Regions from separate parts of the Homo sapiens genome. Here all the other regions are linked to region 4. The links are chromatin contacts, found by Hi-C or POLR2A ChIA-PET in ENCODE. All regions are on one chromosome and are shown on one strand. Each heading gives the region's core, a stretch centred on a gene start or an enhancer-like site at or near the end of the contact. The rest is flanking DNA. Distances are from core to core; before and after follow the strand shown.

Evidence for each region. A loop is a pair of places that touch in the nucleus more often than their neighbours do. ChIA-PET counts read pairs that join two places held with the same protein, here RNA polymerase II (POLR2A). Pooled maps may share reads with other maps.
Region 1: POLR2A ChIA-PET joins it to region 4 with 16 read pairs in PC-9. The contact joins the enhancer-like site here to the promoter of DIAPH1 in region 4. POLR2A ChIA-PET finds 5 or more read pairs at or near these places in 2 of 52 experiments (PC-9 and activated CD4-positive, alpha-beta T cell).
Region 2: a loop to region 4 is called in a map of naive thymus-derived CD4-positive, alpha-beta T cell, with 4 times the contacts of the local background. The contact joins the promoter of NR3C1 here to the promoter of DIAPH1 in region 4. A Hi-C loop is called at or near these places in 1 of 168 maps with a recorded cell type or tissue (naive thymus-derived CD4-positive, alpha-beta T cell) and 8 of 50 pooled maps. POLR2A ChIA-PET finds 5 or more read pairs at or near these places in 2 of 52 experiments (GM10248 and activated naive CD4-positive, alpha-beta T cell).
Region 3: a map of K562 shows a loop between it and region 4 (7-fold over the local background). The contact joins the promoter of MALINC1 here to the promoter of DIAPH1 in region 4. A Hi-C loop is called at or near these places in 2 of 168 maps with a recorded cell type or tissue (K562 and naive thymus-derived CD4-positive, alpha-beta T cell), 3 of 37 single-sample maps with no recorded cell type and 10 of 50 pooled maps.

The regions. Positions count from the first base shown.
Region 1 is chr5:142,747,751-142,751,955 of GRCh38, forward strand. All of the region lies in intron 1 of LINC01844 (long intergenic non-protein coding RNA 1844), which reads left to right. Among named protein-coding and RNA genes, the nearest start is that of LINC01844, 4.3 kb to the left of the region's middle. Within about 2 kb of position 1,766, at least 3 of the 41 ENCODE cell types and tissues checked have a DNase peak (open chromatin) inside an H3K27ac peak, as active enhancers do.
Region 2 is chr5:143,401,742-143,405,476 of GRCh38, forward strand. NR3C1 (nuclear receptor subfamily 3 group C member 1) reads right to left here and starts at 1,945. Exons shown (of 9, transcript NM_000176.3): 1 at 1,470-1,945. It overlaps LOC128966704, which reads right to left. Exons shown (of 2, transcript XM_054328421.1): 1 at 3,593-3,735; 2 at 2,925-3,175. The coding sequence ends at 3,145. RefSeq lists silencers at 941-1,040, 1,251-1,330, 1,571-2,840 and enhancers at 2,846-3,613, 2,891-2,960, 3,001-3,140, 3,541-3,735, 3,614-3,735.
Region 3 is chr5:140,106,324-140,109,955 of GRCh38, forward strand. MALINC1 (mitosis associated long intergenic non-coding RNA 1) reads right to left here and starts at 1,689. Exons shown (of 4, transcript NR_102741.1): 1 at 1,086-1,689; 2 at 1-167. It overlaps LOC124900193, which reads right to left and starts at 2,946. Exons shown (of 4, transcript XM_047417990.1): 1 at 1,461-2,946; 2 at 1-138. The coding sequence starts at 2,662. The coding sequence ends at 1,736. RefSeq lists enhancers at 789-888, 1,999-2,500 and silencers at 1,419-1,488, 1,519-1,578, 1,589-1,848.
Region 4 is chr5:141,617,244-141,620,922 of GRCh38, forward strand. DIAPH1 (diaphanous related formin 1) reads right to left here and starts at 1,757. Exons shown (of 28, transcript NM_005219.5): 1 at 1,555-1,757. The coding sequence starts at 1,671. HDAC3 (histone deacetylase 3) reads right to left here. Exons shown (of 15, transcript NM_003883.4): 15 at 3,638-3,679. RefSeq lists silencers at 1,335-1,531, 1,342-1,391, 1,452-2,111.

The sequences.
Region 1 (4,205 bases), core at 516-3,015, 1.1 Mb after region 4:
TGGGAATAATAATACTGGCTTTGAAGGGCACTGTAAGGATTAAATGAGGTAATACGTGTCAAACATCTATCATCGTGCCTGGTTCACAGCAAGTGCTCATAACTGTTAACACAGCCAATAAAGGTGAGAAATAGTGAGGATGTCAGTAACAATAAGAAAGAGTAAAAACTGTAACAATGAGATGGGGGTAGAAATAAAATATAGGCTGATGAGAGAAAAGGGTTCAATCACTGAAGCTATTTTCTCTGCAAGTCACCCCTTAAAATGTGTATTCGGATGCAATTTCCAGCCTTTAAAAAAATACATAAAGAGTCAACTTTTTATTAAATTTGTATGTAAAGGGCAGATATAGCTGAATGGGAGCTGGTTTAAACTGAGCCCAAACTTTTTTCCTTTTTCTTTTTTCTCTTGTCCTTTCCTTCCCTGGGTCCAGAACAATAAGCTTTGTTTAGAGGAAGAGTATTTACCCAAGGCCTGTTTCCACTTAAGATATTTCAGCAGGACAGTGAATAACCTCTTACACTATTGAGAAATTTTCACTGTCTGGAATTACTGGAACAAAGATGTCATTATTAAAACAAACTTTTGACCTTCTATAGAACGGTCACTTTAGCTACAAGAGAATCATTCACAATGGCTTTATAAGAATGGAAGCTATGACATCATTATTATATACAACACTCTATCAAAGATCTTGATTGTGAGAATCAGTTAGAATTCTTTGGTGGCAAGCAACAGAACTAACTCTGGCTCACTTAGGCAAAAGAAACAATTTATTCCAAGGCTATCAGGGTTGCTTACAGATCTGAGGGAAAGGCTGAAAAACCAGGTTTCTGAGAGCACAAGAACCAGGGCAACAGCTTAGGAAGCAGAAACTAACAGATTTTTGGGGTCACCCGTACCAGATGAATCAACTTCATTTATTTTGTCTCTGCTTCAGCTCTCTCAGTATTTAATTTCCTGGGAGAGAAAATCTGGTTGGCCAAACTTGGGTCTTGGGCCCAGGGGGCAGCCAGAGGGCAGCAGAGCACCTTGATTGACAGTCCTACAAAGCCTTCCTCCAGTCAGTGAGGGGCAGGTAGTTCCTTGAGGAAACTGAGGCTTGGCCACCCAAAGTGGGACTAGATCATGGGAAGATATCAATACTTTCATACTACGCAAGCTTCTAGGGCAGAGATATCATGGAGGAATCATCACTTTACTTAAAGGGACAACTGAGGAACTGAATTAAAGTAGTTTGCCCAGGAGCCACAGGTAGTGGCAGAAAGGAAATGTTCTGACTCCTACCAGCCAAATGGGAATTTCCCTTATTCCATCCAGTTGGCTAAAGCAGTGGTTCAGAGACTTGGCAGTGCATCAGAATTACCTGTGGAGCTTGCTAAAAATAGAGAAGCTAGGTTTGGCATAGGGCTGGGGCATCTGTATTTTTAATAAGCTTCTTGTGTGATTCTGCTTACAACCAACTTGGAGGCCCACTACATCATCAAATTTCCATAGGATCTGATATAGGAAAAGAACATTGCAGAAATAAAAATGGGATAAGGTATGATACAGTTTGAATATTTGTCCCCACCAAATCTCATGTTGAAATGTGATCCCCCAATGTTGGAAGTAGGGCCTAGTGGGAAGTGTTTGGGTCACAGAGGCAAATCTCTCATGAATGGCTTGGTGCCCTCCTTGCCATAATGAGTGAGTTCTTACTCTATTAGTTCATGCGAGAGCTGGTTGTTTAAAAAGCCTGGCGCCTCTCCTCCATCTCGCCTGCTTCCTCTCTCACCATATGACTCATCTTCTCTCCTTTCACCTTCCTCCATGAGTAAAAGCTTCCTAAAGTCCTGACCAGAAACAAATGCTGGTGCCATGCTTTTTGTACAGCCTGCAGAACCATGAGCCAAATATACTTTTCTTTATAAAGTACCCAGTCTTGGGTATTCCTTTATAGCAATGCAAAATGGATGAATTTAGTAATTTTAGGGGAAAGGTTTGGGTTTGTTGACAACATTTTTTGAGGTCCAATTTGTGTTAGCTGATTTCATGGTTTGAGGTTTGAGGGAATGTGAGGACAGGGAGAGGTCTTTCCCTATTTGTGACAAGCCTGCACCAAGTGGATCAGGCAGGTTAGGCTGTTTCCTAGAAAGCATCTACCGTTGAGCATACTAAGCATTGAGCATATTAAGCATTGAGCAAGGAGCAAGGCTGGGACCCCTCTTGGGTAGTCCTGACTATCTACAGTATTAAAGGGGGAGGATCAGATTATACGGGTAGTGTACCCAAGTGCCAAGATCTAGAATACAAAAAAGGGTTGGGAAATAGGCCTGAGCTGGCACAAACAGGAAAAGATCTGTTACCTTTATCTTGTTTCCTCACAGCTGATGAAGACAGGCTAATGCTAAGTCTCTTAACCAACCTGGAGGATGGAGAAGATGGGAGAGTGCTATTCTTCTTCTAGGAAGCTGCATTCCTCAACTCTTTACCTGGGTACTCCTATCCACCCTTCAGGTCCTTGTTTAAATATTACCTCCTCAGAGAGGCCTTCCTAACACCCTCTTCCCCCAGCTCAATCTAAACTAGGGTCCTTGCTGTTCTTTCTGTGGTCATCTGGTCTTTCCCAGAGCCAGATTCATGGACATGCAATATGTACAGTCATTCTGCACTTAGAAGGACTCCATGCTTGGTTTAATGCTCTGCTGTCACCATCCTGAAGTTCTTAATACTTTTTGAACCAGGGGTCCTCCATTTTCATTTTTCACTGGGTTCTGCAGATTATATAGCTGGTCCTGTTCTTTCCCTTTCTTGAACTTAGCACCTTTAATTGCTATTAATTTAGGTGTTAATAGTCCTAACATCTAGCTCCATGCCTCCCACTGTCATACAGGCTTGATAAACGTTGCTTAACCTTTTCAAATTATGGTTATTTGACTACTTTTGATTTACAAAAAAGCATATTCATATGATTAAACCTAAACTATTCTGGATGAATGAATAGATGAATGAATGAATGATGGAAGGAAGAAAGATACTTTGGACAAGTGCATTGTTGACCCAATATCCGCTCACCTACTTCCTTTCTAATAGAACTTAATTATGATCAGGTGTCCATCCCTTCCCCAGTGACTCAGGGGAGGTGACCCAATTCCCAATTCCAAGGTAGATCCTGATTAGCCTACATTTTCTTTTTCTTAAAAATAGTCTTCTCTCTCTGGACGTTGTCAGGTTTGAATCTGACTCCCAGGACTGCTAAAGTCATCTTGCTATCGGTCTAACAATTAAACCAACCAAAGCGAAAAGTAGCGCCAAGGAAATTGCATAAAAGCGGTAGCAATATGCATAAATAAAAGCAGTATTCTAGATGGCCCTTGCTGTACCCTGAGCTTCTTATTATGTGAGATAATAGGGTTTCTGTATTGTTTCTTCTAGTTGTCTATTGCTATAAAACAGTTACCACAACATGGAGTGGCTTAAAATAGCATCCATGTTATTAAATTTCATAATTTTGTAGGCCAGGAAGCCAGGAAGGACTTACTTAGGTAATTCTTCTATTCCATGTACCATTGACTGAGGTCCCTTAGTGATATTCAGCTGGCTGATGGACTGGTCTTTAGAGTCCACATATTTGGCACCTTGGCAATGCTGGCTGGAAGTGCAGGCTCAGCTGGGACATTTAACCAGAACACACATACATGACCTCTTCAACATGGCCATCTCAAGGTACTCAGACTTCTTCCCCAGGGTGAAGGGCTTCCAGAGAGAGTATTCCAAGAGACAGGAAGTAGAAGCCTTCAGTCTCTTAAGGCCAGAGCCTGGACTGGCACAGCATCACGTCTGTCATATTCTGTGGGTCAGAGCAGTCACAAATTCCATTGAGATGCAAGGGGAGAGGACATAGTTTACCTCTTGATGGGAAAATTATCACTTTATGGCTATTTTAATGCTTCACATTATTTAAGTCAATTGGACACTGATTTTCTGTTATTTATAGGCTAAAGAATTCAAGAATTCCTGAGGAATTCAAGGAACTCAAGGTTCTCTCAAGCTTGGGAAGATATTTCTTCCTGTTCCCCTAAAACAGAAGTCTGTACACTTTTTCTGCAAAGGGCTACATAGTAAATATTTCAGGCTTTACAGGCCACTTGGTCTCTTTTGAAACCACTCAACTCTGCCAATGAGGCATGAAAAACAGCCATGGAAAATAAATAAATGAATGA
Region 2 (3,735 bases), core at 695-3,194, 1.8 Mb after region 4:
TTCCTTTCCAAACAAATATCGAAGTACTGAAAAATGGAAAAACACAGAACCGTAAAATCACATTCATATAAATTCAGGTACAACTGTATCCAGTAAAATGTTCAAAATAATTTTCTCTGCCTTCACCTATCCAAACCTTCACCTATCCCAATTCTCAGCCTATTCTCAAGAGAGTAAGACTGTTAGTATATCGTTAATCAGGGTGTTTTAAGAGATGGGCTAAGACGGAGAAGCGCATTTGGGACACTATAGTCAAATCCCGTCCAATAAAAGGTAACTTTTCCTATGCGATGACGTTAGGCAGCATAAATGTCACTGGCCCTCACTGAAAAGTGAATATGAAGGTAGAGAGAGGGGTGTGGACTTGCCACTACAAATCTTGAGGGTAAACTGCTTATCTCCCCACCTCTCTGCCCCGTTTATCTGAGGCGATAACGATCTCTAAACACGAGGTATCGAATGGAGCCCAATGAATTTCCATGCCGCTTTTTTGACAGCTGCCTTCAAACCCGAAACCAAAACAATATTTCCTAAAACGAAAACGCTCCCTCAAGCGACATTATCCCCCAGTTTAAGTTGCAAATAACCCAGCCACATTAATTGGCCCTAATGAACCATGCCAGAGGGTCTTAAGTGGTATTACAAGGTTGCAATTATCAAGTCTGCAACCCCAAACGTCAAACTAGCACTTGTAAAAATCGCAGCACAAAACCATTACGGTTACAGGGGGTCTTTTTCTAAAAGGGGCCACTTAGAAACCTCAGGCGCGAATTAACAACAAACGCTAAAGAGCAAGCCCTTGCGGGGCGGGGGTGGAGAAGAGAAAAAAGTGCGAGGTTAAAAGAGAAGTACGTCCAGACCTGTTGAGTTCTCTCTCCGACACGCCCACTTCTAACAGATAACGCCGGCCCCGGCCGCAGTCTCCAAGTTGCGGGCTGTCAGCCCCCCGCGTGTGCACCCTCACGCGCCCCGCACGCCCTCCTCAAGCCAGGCGCCGCCGGGGCCTCCCCGGAGCCCGGGCTCGCGCTCGGGCGCGCCGGGGTGGCGTGCAAATATTCGGGCGAGTAAAATTCAGACGCGGCTTAGCGTTCACCACGAAAACGGGTGTCGGGCGACCCCCTTGGAGGGAAAGGGGACACTAGGGGGAGAAAAGAGGCCAGGATTCCCGCGAGGAATGAGAGGCTCGAAGCCCCCGGCAGTTCGACAGGGCTCCGCTCGCCGTCCGAGGTCAGGTTCCTCCCCCTCGGCCCGGCCAGGGGACGCCTGCGGAGGGAGAGGAAGAGGCCAGCGCTGTCACCCGCGCGCTGCCCTTTCGTCACCGTCGCCCGGCCCTTGCCAGCCCCCCACCCCCACTCCCCGAGGCTAATAAAAGTTTGTAGGCTCCCGCGGCGGCCCCCGAGTTGTCTCCGGTCCCAGCGGCACCTCGGGGGAGCGAGCGCGCCCCGGCCCCCTCCCGCCTCGCTTCTTACCTCTGGCAGAGGAGCCGCTCGCCCGCCACCGTCCGCAGTTCCCGCCGCAGCCGAGATAAACAACTTAGCTTGTGAACGCAGAAGGAGCAGGAGGGAAATATATTTTTTTTTTCTAAAAAAAGGAAGTAAACAGCCGCCCCTTTCTCCATGGGTGGGGGGAGAGCCCCTATTTAAGAAAGTCTCCCATTGCCCAGCTGACAAGCCAGCCCTCCGCCCCGCGCCGGGCTCCGCGGGTCGAGGTTCCGGGCGCGCGTGCCCCGTCCCGGTCCCAGCTGCTTCGGCCGCTCCGGCTGCGGCGTCTCCTTCCACCCACAGAATCCGTCCCCGACGGGCAGGCGGTGACTCGGGCTCCCGTCACAGACACGAGCTCGCAAAATGGAGGAGGCGGCGGCGGAGGGAAGAGAGCGCGGACACGCGAAAGGGCAGCCCGGCCTGGGCGAGCGAGCGGGACCGAGCGGGGAGCGGGTGGAGGCGGCGCCACGGCGCGCACACACTCGCACACACGCGCTCCCACTCCACCCCCGGCCGCTCCCCGCCCGAGGGGCCGCGCGGCGGCCGCGGGGAACGATGCAACCTGTTGGTGACGCTTGGCAACTGCAGGGGCGCCCGCGGTCCCTGCCCCCACGCCCTCCGCGCGGGCCCCGCCACCCCGGCCCCGACGGCGCCTGCACGCCCGCGTCCCCTGGCGTGGCCGCCCCGCCCGGTGCGCCGCGCTTCGCCCCCCGCCCCCAACTCCCCAGGAAAAAGGGTGGCGGCGGCAGCGGCGGGGGCCGACCTGGTCTCTCTGGGGCGGCGTTAAGAGGGCCACCGAGTTTCTCCAGTTTCTTTTCTCGCTACCTCCTTCCCGCCCCCGCCCAGCTCCGCGGCTCCAGACCCACTCGGGAGCTCGCTCTGCCCCTTGGCGGCAAGCGCCGCCAGTGCCCCTGCGGGTGACAGCGGGCGGGCCACAAGAGCCGGGGCGCCTCCCGCGGCTGAGCTGCGTGAGTGGCCCGCGCCGCCGCCGCCGGGCCGAGTTGCGTGAAGTGTGTCACTTCGAAAGGGGCTACGGGGTTGCACGGAAACGGTGCCGCAGCGTCTCGGCCGCGCTCGGGGCCGGGCGGCCTGACACGCCCTCTGGGGAGGCTTCAGGGAAGGGACGGGATAGCGGGGGTCGGCGCATACGTACTTTGGGCCCGGGGGGAGTCGCGTGCCGGCAGGTCCCCCACCACCGCATCATCTGGGCGGCCGGGTCTTCAGCTGCCGCCGCCGCGCTCTCGCACTGGGAGAGAAGTTGCAAAGCAGAACCCACCCTCCCCCGCGCCCCGACCGTCCCCCACCCTCTTCCCCGAGTCTGCGAGGCGGCGGCGGCGGCAGAAGGAGGCGCCGCCTGCCAAGTTCAACCCCCACCCCTCCCGCCCAATGTGCTCACACTCGAAGGAAGTTGCACGCCAAATGCAAAACCTCCAGCGAGCTGGATTTCTTTGCACTTTTTTTTTATTATTATGATTAAGGAAAGCAGGGGGCGGCAGGCTTAAAAGCAAGTTGCAGGCGAAATAGTAAGTTGCTGGCGAAATATAGCCCCCCTTCCGAAACTCCTGACCTCTTCTTCCACCCCGGCCAGGGCCCGCGTCCAAGTTCCCGGTGCAGGCCCCACCCCCGAATCTTGACATTTGCTGCCCTCGACTCTGTGCGTTGCTCACCCTATCACGTTCATAGGACCCCTGCCCCTACAAATAAAACAAAATACAGGCAGCTTTAAAATGCCAGCGTTCAACTCCCTACAGATGTTCCTGTTAGGAGCTTCCCCCTCAGTCCAAGGGGAAGGGAACTCGTGGTCCGTCCTGAGAAAGGAGAGGGCCGTGGGGCGAGGGGTGCCCGTGCGGGAAGCCCCCGCCCCAGCTCCCTTCCCCAGCTCGCCGCGTCGGGAAGGCTTGGACGATGCCGGGACCGAGCCTCCTACCTTGTGCGGCACAGATTATGATTTTTGTGACTCTGGGAAAGGTTGTGCTGTGTGGGTTTAGGGTTTGGGGAGGTAACTTTTGCGCCCCCACAGGTGACATCGCTTGCCAGCTCCTGACACGGGCGGGGGCTGCCGCAGCTCCACCTAATCCTGCTCGGGCGCTCGGCCACAGCCACTCTCTCACCTCCCGCCGCGCTCAGACTGACGGCGGCTCCCCCTGCTCTGACATCTTGAAGACGATTGGGGAAGCGCGTCCCGGAAGCCGCCCGCCGCCATCTTGGTAGGGTACAGTGTCGCCAGCCCGTCCCCGCGGCCACCATCTTGGCA
Region 3 (3,632 bases), core at 439-2,938, 1.5 Mb before region 4:
CTGTTGTTGTTGTCATTAACAGGGAAGTTGAACTGTTTCGCAATCACTTATTTCTGAGCTTTAATCCTCTGTGCCAGATAATTTCAGACTCAAACCTTTTCTAGTCCTCTGCGATTCTTCTCAGCCATCAGGCACTGCCTACAATACGTAAGAGGCAGCAAAAGATACTTGGAAAAAAACAATTGAGAGATTTCTGGTTTAGTGAATAAAGCAGGCAATAATAGACCTTAGAGTTTTCCCTTTATCAGTGATAGACTCCTCACAATGCTGAACAACTGACTTACATTTTGATAACTAAATTTTCATCTGTAAAATGGGAGTAATTATACCTTAGTCCTACTTGCCTCGCAGGCTCAACTAGATATGCTTCTGGGAAAGATTCTCTAACAAGTGAGTTTAAAAGTCTACCACTGCCTAACAAAGAGGGATTTTGTGGTATATTTGCAAAGTAACTTCAAAACAAAATAGTTAAATAGGTTGAGGCAATGATTAAGTTTTCCTAAATCACAGTTTGACTTCTCGGAGGTCTATTTAAATAATGATAAAGATGATAAATGCAGTTTTTATTTTGCTGCAGTTATTAGCTGATCCACGTTCCATCTACGTATTCAGTGTTGCAGGATGGAGACGTGACAGCGTAGAAAGCGAGCAAAAGCGTTACCGTGCACCAAAAATCTTGTCAAACTTGATACGATTTCAAGAAGACTGTCTTAAAGGACATTTTATAATTTCACATTTAGCCCTTGCATAGCATTTTATGAAAATTAACTTTTACCCTTTCCCCCTCGGCCCAAGGAAGTCGCATTCCCTCAAAGGGGCCCGGCTTCAACATATTACACTGCGTGGGAGGCTGGGCAGCAACCCCACGCTTCCTGTCAAGGATTCCTGGGGCCAGAGCCTGAAAAGTGCTCTAGCCACTCTTCTCTATGCTAATTCTGTCCTTCCGACCCCTCTTGGCGGGTGTCTGAGGGCCAAGGTGAGACTTTCCCCGGAGATGAAAGGCCTATTGCCTCTTCAGAGACCCGGGCGGAGTTGGGGCGGGGGTGCCGCGTGATAGGGTGGTAGCAGAAGTCGCAACGACGCACAGGGCCCTAAGTTGGAGCTGGCGCAGGCCCTTCAGGGTTCTATCCCCGCCAGAGCCTGGCTTCGGCCTTCAGAAGCCAAACGAGTAATAGGTCCTTCTGGGGCGCTGTGGGCGGTGGGTGGAGGAAGTGTGGGCGGAGAGGCCACAGACATCCCCCTCCTCAGACGCGCCCCAAGGCCTGGCCCGCGGAATGTTGACGCGCCAGGAGCCGATAGGGCGCGCTCACGCGCGAGAAGGGGGCGGAAAGAGCGCGCTCGGCGGCCGCCGCGGCGGCAGCTAAAACGGAGGGACGCGAGAGCGAAGGGCGCGAGCCACGGAGTTGGGAGGAGGGGTGGGGAACGCGGAGCGCGCGCTGACGTCGCCTGGAGTCACGCACGGAGCGCCGGGTTACGCGCCGACGTCTGGCTGCCACGACTTGCCGTCTGCGGCGGCGGCGGCGGCGGCGAGCGGATCCCGCAGGGGAAGGAGGAGGAGGAGGGAGAGCCAAGGGGGCTGTGAGTGAGCGGGAGAAGCAGGGTGTGAGCCGGACTTGCCCATGGGAGGGAGAGCGAGCGAGAGCCGAGCCAGCCATCCGAGCCGCCTCCTCCTCCTCCCCTCGGCGTCCCGCCCCCGCCCGCCAGCCCGCCCTCCTTCCTCCTCAGCCCGCAGAGCCTAAGTGAGGCGCAGCTCGGCTAGCGCCGCTGTCCAGGACAGGTGTGCGCGCGCGCGCCCTCCTCCCCTCCCCCCTTCCTCGCGCCTGTCTCGCGCGCGCCCTCCCTCCCGCCAGCCTGCGCCCTCCCTCACCTGCGGCAGGACAGCGCCCGCCCGCCCGGGTAAGCCCCTCGCGACCTTCCCTGCTGCCACTGCCACAGCTCCAGGTGACGCTCGCCCCGTCCCCTTTACTTGCTCTCTCAGCCCAGGAATAATTATAGTACCATTGCAGACATCCCCGCACCCTCCCTCTTGGAGACCCAGGCGGTGCAGCAACGTTCTCTCCCACCCCCCGCAGCGAGAAACGAATGAACCCCCTCCTACTTTCAAAAGAGAACAAAATAACACGCCCCTTAAGAAAAGAGGCGATCCTACCTCCGCAGGCGCTGGAGACCACCAGTGATGCGTTTGCTTAGCAATCCCTGAGCCCCATTTCCCCTGGCCGCCTTCGCCCTGGGGCCTGGGACTGTGCGCTAGACGTGGCTGACACTCCCTGCACGGCAACCCTGGAAGGAGGGAGAGGAAGGAGAGTTCTATAACCCAGGCTTCACTGCCAACCCCTCCTCTGTTCGGTTCCCCCCACCCCACTACCACCAAATGCATACACCCGCCCAGGATGCGTTGTAAAAACAAAACAAAACCAGGAAAAAAAAAAAAAAAACCTTTGGTGCTGACATCGCAGATGAAGCCGGGCCCAAAGATGGGTGGCCCGAACAAGGCATTTTTACTGCCCCACAGCGCTGGGTCAGCTCCACAGCTCCTCTGCCTTTGTCCGAGGGCAAAAGGAACGGATGTGAAGCTGAGGGGTCTTCTCTGTGAGCGGCGGTGGGCCCCGGAGGCGGGCTGTGATGTTTGTAGGGGAAGGCACCCAACCAATATATCTGCCATAAACCTGAACTTGGGTTGGAGAGCCCCCAGAGACTGGCTGGGGTAACTGGTTCGTAGCTGTCTACCCCGGAATAAATGCCACCTTCTTTTCCGCGGTGTCTGCGGGACCCTCTGTTGGGGGTTCTAATTCGTTTTGGCCTGGGCTCCTTACATTTCTGTCCGGCCAGGCGCTTTTGGACAGCTTTTCGCAGCGGTGTCTAAGCTTGTGTTCGGTGTCCTTGGAAGGGAGGTCCCAGAGCTTTACAATAGGCTGGATTTGGTTTGACATCTTTTGGTGGACTGTCAAAGGGGAAAGGAAATTTTTGGATTACTTCAAGATCCCCCACCGCCCCCGCCCAACTGACGTTTGCGAATTGCGGCTTTGGAAATTGGAGTGTTGACTAGAGTGTGGAGAGAGAGTTGCTGATTTCATTGCTTTGAGTACTAGTAAAACCATTTAAGTATCAGCCGGAAGGGAGACAGCTATTGACATTTACATCGGTTCTGTTTGGACCTTTGGGGTACATAAAATGTCGGGTTCTCTGAATTTTTTATCGAATTTAGAATGTCTGCTACATTTATTTAACTTCTGCAAATGCTTAAAATGAAAACATTTTGGAAATGCGAGGATTTTTATCAAGTGGATTGTTCTCTTCATATATTAAATGTTTACTTCATATCTTTAATCCGAAACATTAAAATAGCATTGAAGAGGCATGATTTTCAAGATTAAGTGAGCTATGGAAAAGGAATACGCTTTTAAAGAACGATCTGGGAAATGCTGTTACTATTAGTCATTGTTGTTGTTAAATGTTAAGATTTATTTGAGAGTTTCTCAATTTTTTTGGTAGACAGTCATGAGAAGAAATGGCTAATTCCTCCACTTTGAACATTTACAGTACAACATCCCAGTTAGTTTTAATGATTTGGGTATTGAAGATAGTTGTCTGGTTTAAGACTGGTATTTAATCTAAGTATCACTTGAAAACAC
Region 4 (3,679 bases), core at 507-3,006:
TGCTTTAGTCACCAAAGAAGGAGGGGGTGTCAATACCCTTAACCTTATATTTCTAGGGGGGGAAAAAAAGATGTTCACCAGATAAAAACAGATGGTTACTGACATCTCAGATATCACTGGAAAGGGCAGTCCAGGAGCACTTGGTCTTGCTAGAAATAGGAAGAGATGAGTCACTATTTTAATTCTATTTAGAATTAAACATCTAACCCTCCAGGGTTAACATCTCAACCCTCTAGGTCATAAAACAACATTTTCTTCCTGTTTCCATCGCTTTATCAGTTTTCTTCCCAAATTTGTGGAGCTGGGTCAAAATGTTGGGAGGTGGGACTAAGAGTTACAAGCCATTTGTTTAGTAGAAAGATACACTAGTGTAAGGGCATAAATACCTGGAAGAGAAGACAAAAGAGCTACAGTTATAACTAGCTATTATAATGATCATCAATATCCAAGACTTTTCCTCTCCTGGACAGTGCCCCGTATCTTACAAAGCTTTTATAGCAAAAAAGCAACCAAACGGCTCCCTGGAGAGAGGCGTTGGTGTGGGCAAAAGGTAATGAAATATGATAGGGTTACATGTATATCACTATTCCTTCACTCGGATTGAAAGTAACTGGCACTTGAGGAAAGCTTACTCTTCTACAGGCACGCAAAGGGAAGCCGATAGTCGCCTTGGGGCACAAGAGGCAGTAGAAAAGGAGTAGAGGAGACGGTTATCATGGGAAATGTATAAAAAACAATTCAATTACAAACTTCTTGAACTCGCAGTCCAACTTTCTTCCCACAGGAGAGGTTTATCACCATCCTAGGTCAAGAAGGGCACAATCATGAGAGTTCTAATCCTCTGAAAAGTGATAAGCAACAGGGCAAAGAGAGAGGTTCTCTGGAGAGAGGAATACTGGTAAACAAATAAACGTCATGCCCCAGTGACCATAGGACCTGGGCAGGAGCCCATTCCTGTAATCGCAAGGACAAACGTCCAAAGAAGGAGTTGGGGGTAGGGCTCAAGTCAGGTAACATTCCTCAGGGGAAGGATTATCAAGTGACACCGGGCGGAGGGCCCACGGGGGACTGGGCGGGAGGAAAGTTAGCAGGTAAAAAGGATGAATCATGGAGAAGGAAGTGACCTTTAGGAGAAGGAAATACGAGAATACCAAAAAAGGTGTAAGGTTAAGAAGAGAAAATGGACCCAGAAGAGGGGACCAAAAAAGAGGAGGCGTGTTCGGGTACTGGAGGAAGAAGAAAGGAAGTGAGGCTGAGAGGGGAGAGACGGGGCTGAGAGCCGGCCGGGGATATGCGGGCGGGAGGGCAGAATGTAAGGGCTGGGGAACGAGGGAAGCCCCGAGGTGGCCGGGGCAAGAGCCGGGTGGGATTCCGGGGCTTCCCGAGGTCCCGAAGGGAGAGGATGTCGGGCTGCAGAGCTGCGGACCGAGCGAAACGAGGAAGGAAGGCGCGGGGGCGGCTCCCCAAAGCCGGGCAGGCGCCCCAGGGGCCGGCTGCAGGGGTCCAGAGGGCGGTTACGGGGCCAGGCAGGAGCGGGATGGGAGGGACACTCACAAATTTCTTAGATTTGCCGCCGTCGCCGCCCGCCGAGGGCAGCTCATCTGGGCTCCGGCCCTTCTTCTTGTCCCGGGTCCCGCGGCCGGGCCCCAGGCTCCCGCCGGGCGGCTCCATGTCCCGGTTCACGCTGGCCGGCGACCCCGCGCCTACGCCGCTCCCGCCTGGCAGCTCCGCGCCCGCCGCCGCCCAGTCGCTCTTTAGCCAGCCGCCGCGCCCCGCCTCATTAGCATGCCGGGCTGCGCGCGCCTCATGAATATACAACGACGACGCCTCGCTCCCGCCCGCCTGCCCCACTTCCGCCCGGACCCGCAGCCCCTACCAATGGGGGAAGGGAGAGGGGCGGAGGGAAGCCGCGGAAGCGCGCTACCTGCCCAGCGGACCTAACCATTCGGACCCACGTGGGGGGGGGTGGTGAGTGGGCGGTGCAGCTCTCCGCGGCCGCGGCGGAGAGCACCGCCCCCTGGCGGTTGGAGCAGCGCAGGCCTCTGGCTCCCACGCAGCGCCCACGTGGCTGTACAGCCTGACAGCCTGGACCCTCTCACATCCCAGACCAAAAATCGCGTGAGACCATTATCCTGGCAGAAAATTAGTGACAGGTTTTCCAAGAGAATGCAGTTTTCAATGTGTGCAATACCCATGGAACACATGAAAAAAATTATAGTGATAGCCACCATGTTTTGAAAGCAAGGTAGCAAGAACAGAGCTCGGTCCAGGGCAAGCACTAGACTAAACCAGACTCGCTCTGGAGTTTAATTTCCTAGTTCGAATTCCAGGTTAGGTACCATCTAATTGTTTCTAATCAGGACAAACTAATTATTGCCAACATGTGCCTAAACAGCAATAACAGTTACCACTTAACCATGCCCTTTGCTCTCTGCTAGGCACTAGGCAAACACTCTACATGTATTTTTCTAAGTCCCCACAGTCCCATGTGATAGATTCTGCTAGCCTCACCATTTTATAAATAGTAAATTTGGACTTTTGAGAGTTGAAGTGACTTGCCCAAGAACGCATAATTGATATAAAATTTAAACCCAGCTTAGTCTGATTTGCTGCCAAACCCTATGTTTAACCAGGATTCCCCACTGACATAAACCAAACATGAGTGAAAAGAATGAGTATTCTCCAAGAGTATATTCTTTGCTCTTCTAGCATGACTTTCTCCCTAAGCAATTTCATCCATTCTCCCAGCTACATCTGTCCCTTGTGTGACAGTTACGTGGCTACCAGTCGGCCTTCACAATATGGACTGAATATTCTTGACCACAGCTAGCAAGATTTCAAGCATAAGTTCCTGAAGGGCAGAGTCAGTGACTTACTTACTCTAGAGCCCCAGTACCTAGTCAAGGGCCTGAGATATACCAGGGACTCTGCCAAGCTGGCTGGCTCCTAAATTTGGCATTCATCTCTCTTGTGGTCCAGACCTTCTGATGGTGATCGGATAGAATGTTACATAGAGCTGTCCATCCCATACTTCAAACTTGACTTAGTGCTGAGCTTTCCAGACATTTTGTCTAAAAAGTCCAAAAGCTACTTTCTAAGCTAGTGTTGAGAACAGACAGAATCAGAGAATGGAGGGGAGGAAGTGACCCATCTATCAGTCCTCTTTCTTGTATCAGTCTGTATCTGCTACAATATTTATCATACTACTGACTGGAATGTAAACTCTTCTAGAGAAAGGTTCATGTTTGTGGCTACTACAGTATTTAGCATTGTTCTTCACATAGACAGATAATGGGCAACTTCTTCTGTCAGGCACTGTGCTAAGCACTTAACATGTTTTATCTCAGTGTATCTTCACCAACTAGCATCACTACTCTAAACACCCAGATTCAAAAACCTGAAGTCATCTTCTACTCCTCTCAAATCTGCCCAGGTTTGTCTAACTCTTAACCAAAATCCTCTATTAACTTCTTATATTTACAATAATAAATGTAGAATACATACACAGGGCCTAACGTAGGATAAGTGCTGAATGAATGTTAACTATGCTTTTATTACATGCATCATCATGCCCATTTCCCTCTCCTTTCATAAATAGGAAACTAGCAAGAATTAACATTCCTAGAAAGGCGAAAGGTACAAAAAATACCGACTTAGTTTATTGGATAAAAACAGTGGT